2 separate regions of the Homo sapiens genome follow, and region 2 is linked to region 1. A link is an interaction called in ENCODE POLR2A ChIA-PET data of the cell type or tissue named here. Cell type or tissue: A673. All regions are shown on one strand. Links, peaks and the distances in the headings refer to the core of each region. The heading gives the core; the rest is flanking DNA.

Evidence for each region. Peaks named below come from ENCODE experiments on the same cell type or tissue, not always from the same donor. Only the 100,000 strongest peaks of a DNase experiment are listed, where the experiment ranks them.
Region 2: POLR2A ChIA-PET joins it to region 1 with 11 read pairs; 6 of 35 experiments call an interaction of 5 or more read pairs at or near these places.

The regions. Positions count from the first base shown.
Region 1 is chr1:235,129,643-235,132,456 of GRCh38, forward strand. It overlaps RBM34 (RNA binding motif protein 34), which reads right to left. Exons shown (of 11, transcript NM_015014.4): 11 at 1,541-2,355. The coding sequence ends at 2,071. Among named protein-coding and RNA genes, the nearest start is that of TOMM20, 2.2 kb to the left of the region's middle. In A673, for the core only: no CTCF peak of the experiment used is centred there; no DNase peak of the experiment used is centred there; H3K27ac peaks cover 35 bases.
Region 2 is chr1:235,245,336-235,248,149 of GRCh38, forward strand. It overlaps ARID4B (AT-rich interaction domain 4B), which reads right to left. Exons shown (of 24, transcript NM_016374.6): 7 at 1,085-1,176. Among named protein-coding and RNA genes, the nearest start is that of MIR4753, 57 kb to the left of the region's middle. In A673, for the core only: no CTCF peak of the experiment used is centred there; no DNase peak of the experiment used is centred there.

The sequences.
Region 1 (2,814 bases), core at 121-2,620:
CAGATCAGGAGTCCGTCTCAAAAAAACAAAATATATATATATATGATCTAACTTAAGATATTGACAAGGAAAATCGTGGGCAGAAAGCAGGCATTAAACAGACACTGTAAGTTGAGGGGTATCGAAGTCAAGCATCAGTGTCAAGAGACATTGGAACCAGAGCTACCTTACCTTGAATAGGGGCTGGGTAAAATGAGGCTGAGACCTATTGGGGCACATTCCCAGGAAGTTTGGCATTCTTGGTCACAGGATATTTACAGGGAAGGGAACAAGTTAATAATGTTTACCTAACAGACCCAGGAAATGTCCTGATGTCCTGATATCTTAAGAACAAAAGCATTCTTAGTTTAATTTTCCCTTTAAAGATAATATTGATCCTTGCAGAAGACAGTAGTTACACAGGATTAACAGTCCTTTGACAAAGACCAGGCAGTGTCTCACACCTGTAATCCCAGCACTTTGGGAGGCCCAGATGGGCGGATAGCTTGAGCCCAAGAGTTCAACACCAGCCTGGGCAACATGGTGAGACCCTGTCTCCACAAAAAAATTAAAAACTTAGCCAGGCGTGGTGGCACACACCTGTGGTCCCAACTACATGGGGAATGATGCGGAAGTATCCCTTAATCCCAGGAGGTTGAGGCTGCAGTTGAGTTATGATTGTACCACTGCAGTCCAAACTGGGTGACAGGGTAAGACCTCGTCTCAAAACAAACACACAAAAAATCCTTTGTCACAAGCTCTTGGAGTAGAGCTCATCTTCCTCATTTTTTTGCTGTTCAATACAAACAAGCCTTGTACCTAAGGTGGACATGTTCCTTCTCTTGCTTTAGGGTATGCACCATTCTACAAAGTAACCTTTCACTTTTTTTTTTTTTTTTTTTTTTTTTTGAGACAGTCTTGCTGTCACCCAGGCTGGAGTGCAGTGGCATGATCTTGGCTCACTATAACCTCCACCTCCTGGGTTCAAGCGATTCTCCTGCCTCAGCCTCCCCAGTAGCTCGGATTACAGGCATGTGCCACCACACCCAGCAAATTTTTGTATTTTTAGTAGAGATGGGGTTTCACCATGTTGGCCAGGCTAGTCTCAAACTCCTGACATCTGGTGATCCACCCACCTCGGCCTCCCGAAGTGCTGGGATTACAGGCATGAGCCACCGTGAGTGATCTTCTTTATTTTCTTAATAAACTTGTTTTCACTTTACTCTGTGGACTGGCCCCAAATTCTTTCTTAGGCAAGATCCAAGAACCCTTTGTTGGGGTCTGGATCTGGATCCTTTTCCAGTAACACGAGGTTGCATAATAAAGAATTTGGCTGGCCTTTGTCCCCAGTTCCTGGGAGTTCTAGCCCCTTGGAATTGATGAGTGATTCACTCCTGTAATCCTAGCACTTTGGGAGGCCAAGGTGGGAGGATCACTTGAGTCCAGCAGTTTGAGAGCAGCCTGGGCAACAAAGTGAGATACTGAAGCGACATCGTTTGGGGTAATACCCAAGGTTCATTGCTTCATGCCAAGGAAATCAAGAACTTGAGCACACACGGAGTAAGGTTAAGAGCAGAGGTTTAATAGGCAAAAGAGAAAGGAGGCTTGGGTGCAGTGACTCACGCCTGTAATCCCAGCACTTTGAGAGGCCAAGGCAGGTGGATCACCTGAGGTCAGGAGTTCGAGACCAGCCTGGCCAACATGGTGAAACCCCGTCTCTACTAAAAATACAAAAAATTAGCCAGGCGTGGTGGCAGGCGCCTGTAATCCCAGCTACTTGGGAGGCTGAGGCAGGAGAAGCGCTTGAACCCAGAAGGCAGAGGTTGCAGTGAGCCAAGATCACGCCACTGCACTCCAGCCTGGGAGACAACAGCCAAACTCCATCTCAAAAAACAAAACAAAAACAAAAAAACCTTCAAAGGTAGTATCACAATGTGAATAAACTGAGAATGTGGAAGTCTCCACATTTCACATACACCATCCATAAAGAAGTATAAAACTCAACACATGAATAGCAGACGATGCTATCAGCAGATAATAGCACTTTTATTAGCAGTACTCAGCAGGAAAAGAAAAAGCAGTTCCTGGTTGTTATTTCTGTTTTCTCTGTTTCTTAGGGCGTCCACTTTTCTTCTGTCCTTTCTTCTTCGTTTTAAGGAGAACAGCTTTTTCTCCAATAAATAAGCTTTTAGGATGTCCTTCTGCAGTTTTGGAAGTAAAATTAAGTCCCTGCTTAGGTTTACTGACATTCTTCAATCGTGGATTTGAATTTTGTTGTTTAAATTTTTCTTTATTAACAGAACGCATGACTCTGAGTTTTCTCCCCATGAGTTCAGAATTATTTAATTTCAGAGCAAGATGAACAGAATCTGTATTCTGCAAAAGAAAACACAATACATTAATTGCTACCAGAAACCCATCTGCAAAGAAACTAGTGAAAGTGTCACTTTAACAGATGAGAACGACTTTCAAGCTTGCACAGATAAGCCCCATCCAATCCCAGGTGTATCAGCTGCTGCACTCGAAGTCTCCTCATCACCATGCTCGTCACCAGTGTTTCCTCAGAAAGCACTCAAGCTGCCTTGTGAAATGTTCAGCTAAGTCACAATGCTACAGGCTTCGTGGTTTTTTTTTTTCATTGTAAAATGAGGTTCTAGACTAGATTAGTCATATGCAATATTGGCTTTTTTTCTTTTTTCTTTTTTTGAGACGGAATCTCGCTCTGTTGCCAGGCTGGAGTGCAGTGGCACGATCTCGGCTCACTGTGACCTCTACCTCCTGAGTTCAAGCGATTCTCTTGCCTCAACCTCTCAAGTAGCTGGGATTACAGGCGCG
Region 2 (2,814 bases), core at 205-2,704, 120 kb after region 1:
AAATAACTGACTTTTTAACAGATCATAATTTTTAGTCACATTTGCAGGTCAATATTACGTGATATTGCACAATAAATTCATTTTTAAATTTATTTTTACACTTTAGGATGATGTGTATAAAATCGTAAAAATATGTCTAAATACTAGATGCAATCTTCTAAAAATTAAAAAAACTTATTGACAAATAAGAGACTATTTTTCCTATAATATATATAAAAACGTAGAAATTTTTTAAAGTTCGAATAATTCAGCAAGAACCAGTCCTAATTGTCAGACATAAACACCAGGAAGCAGAATTTTTATATATACATGTAAACACATTTTCATATATAAATGAAACTGTTACATACTGGTATTTCATCATGAAATTTTTCATGTCAGTATATGATGTTGATTATCTAGTACTTATGTAACATTTACTCTATAAACACTTAAAGGATATGAATTCACTTAATTTTCACAACAACACTAAGAGATAGGTAATATTATTATCCAAATTTTATAGATAGGAAGTGAGGTATGAAAAGATTAAGTAACCATCCCAAGATCACACAGCAAGGAAGTGGCAGAGCCAGGATTCAAACCCAGACCAACTGGCTCCACAGTTCATACTATGCCAGAGAATTGGGTTTACAGGGGAGAGAAACATCTCTGGTTTCAAGGAAAGTGTGGGGAGACACAAAATGGTTCACATAAAGGTTTAAGCATTTTTGTTGAGAATTAAGGCATGGACAAGACAGTTACCAGGAAGGGAGGCATGGAGACCAAAAATAATAGCATGAATAAAAGCATGATATTAGAAAACAAGCGATGTATTCAGGAATTATTGACTGGTTTCATTTTGACTACAGCATCAAGATAACATGCAGGGAGAAATTGAAGGCAGATACAGCTGTTAAGTAAGGTTGGCTGAGCATGGAGAACCTCAATCACCCATGCTGAGGAGTCTGAAATTACTATTAGATCCGAAATTACTATTAGATCTGGTTAGCATTTTGCAAATTACAATTTTAAAATAACTATAAACAATACTAGAAGGAGAAATGAATTCAGGTTCAACTAACAGTCATGAAAATGGACTTACATATGATTAGATCTTCTTCCTCTATTTGTTTTCTTTCCTATGACTGGAGTGCCAAAATGCTCAGGGTTGGTGAGTGGGAGCTGGTCTAATGTCTGTGGGTAAGAACATAAACCCATCAAAAAATTAACACTTTGCAAGTGCCTTCTTTGTTTTAAACCAAATCAATTTAAGAATATGCTCAGATTTTGAGATTAAACTCTCCCCCCAGGGAAGCTAAAACACAGCTTTCCTAAAGATAGAAAATTCTAGTTTCAAAGATATTAGAATAAAGATGAATGAGCTCATTACTGGAAAAAAAAAGTGAAAAGAAATTTGGCTGCTCTCTCTAGATGATTCATTACCTATGTGAAGGTTGATAGGCATCTAAGAATGATTAAAATACAAAACAAACACAGCTCAGTGGAAAGACAAATGTGAGAATTAAGAAATCTATTTGTAAGGTTAGGGCCAACTGCAGCTCCAATATTAATTTGTACATGGGGAATCATAATCCATAAAATAAAATTATTAATAAGAAACAAAATTAATTATGAAGATAAAGCATCAATCGCACGAACAAAAAGCCTCGGAGTAAGTTATATTACTACTCTGCAAACATTTTCTGCAATAAACCTTTTTTAATAAAATGTAACATTAATTTAATTTTTTAAATTACATTTAATTTCTACATTTGATTTTTTTCCTTTCCTACGTTTTCTTAAGATTTTCCACAGTTTCTGTTCCTTTCCTCATCCTAAGAAGAATCTTTCCTGTTATAAATAATTTCACAAACATCAGAGCAACTAGAGATTTCCAAGAAAACTGCCCAGATGAAAATAAAAGTGAGGAACTATTTAAGACAGAGACTTCTTAAAGATACAAACCAGGGTGGTATAAGAAAGAGTATCCATGAACTTAGAATTAAAGAGCAGGCATCTAAACTAATGTAATATGTAAAAAGAAATGTTATATAACTTTTTTAAAATTGAGACAATTTTGTTATAACTACAATGAACAAAACTGTGAAAAGATGAACCATATTAACACTTTTTTACATAATTCATTAGAATATATGTAAATGTGTTTAAGGTACATAGATGTATGTATCTAACAACGAACAGTATGATCAAGAAAAAAGGTACTAGCCATAAAGGATTAACTAAAGATTGATTCCTTCAAAAGACTGACAAAAATCATAGCTTTCACAACTCTCATAGGGCAAAAAATCTAATCTTTCAAATTTAGTTTGTACAGAACCTAACCCTGTCCTAATGAACCTTAAATCAGGCATTTAAAAAATATTATTTGGGCCGGGTGCAGTGACTCACGCCTATAATCCCAGCACTTTGGGAGGCCGAGGCAGGTGGAATACCTGAGATCGGGAGTTGGAGACCAGCCTGACCAACATGGAGAAACCCCGTCTCTACTAAAAATACAAAATTAGCCTGGCATGGTGGTGGGTGCCTGTAATCCCAGCTACTCGGGAGGCTGAGGCAGGAGAATCGCTTGAACCCGGCAGGCAGAGGTTGCGGTGAGCCAAGATTACACCATTGCACTCCAGCCTGTGCAACAAGAGCGAAATTCCATCTCAAAAAATAAAAATAAAAATTATTTGGAGGCAAAAACTGTCCTAAACTCAGTATATACCAAACAGAAACTATTTTTATTGAGACAGAATGTCACCCTATCATTCAGGCTGGAGTGCAGTGGCGGCATGATCATTGCTCACTGCAGCCTCAACCTCCTGGGCT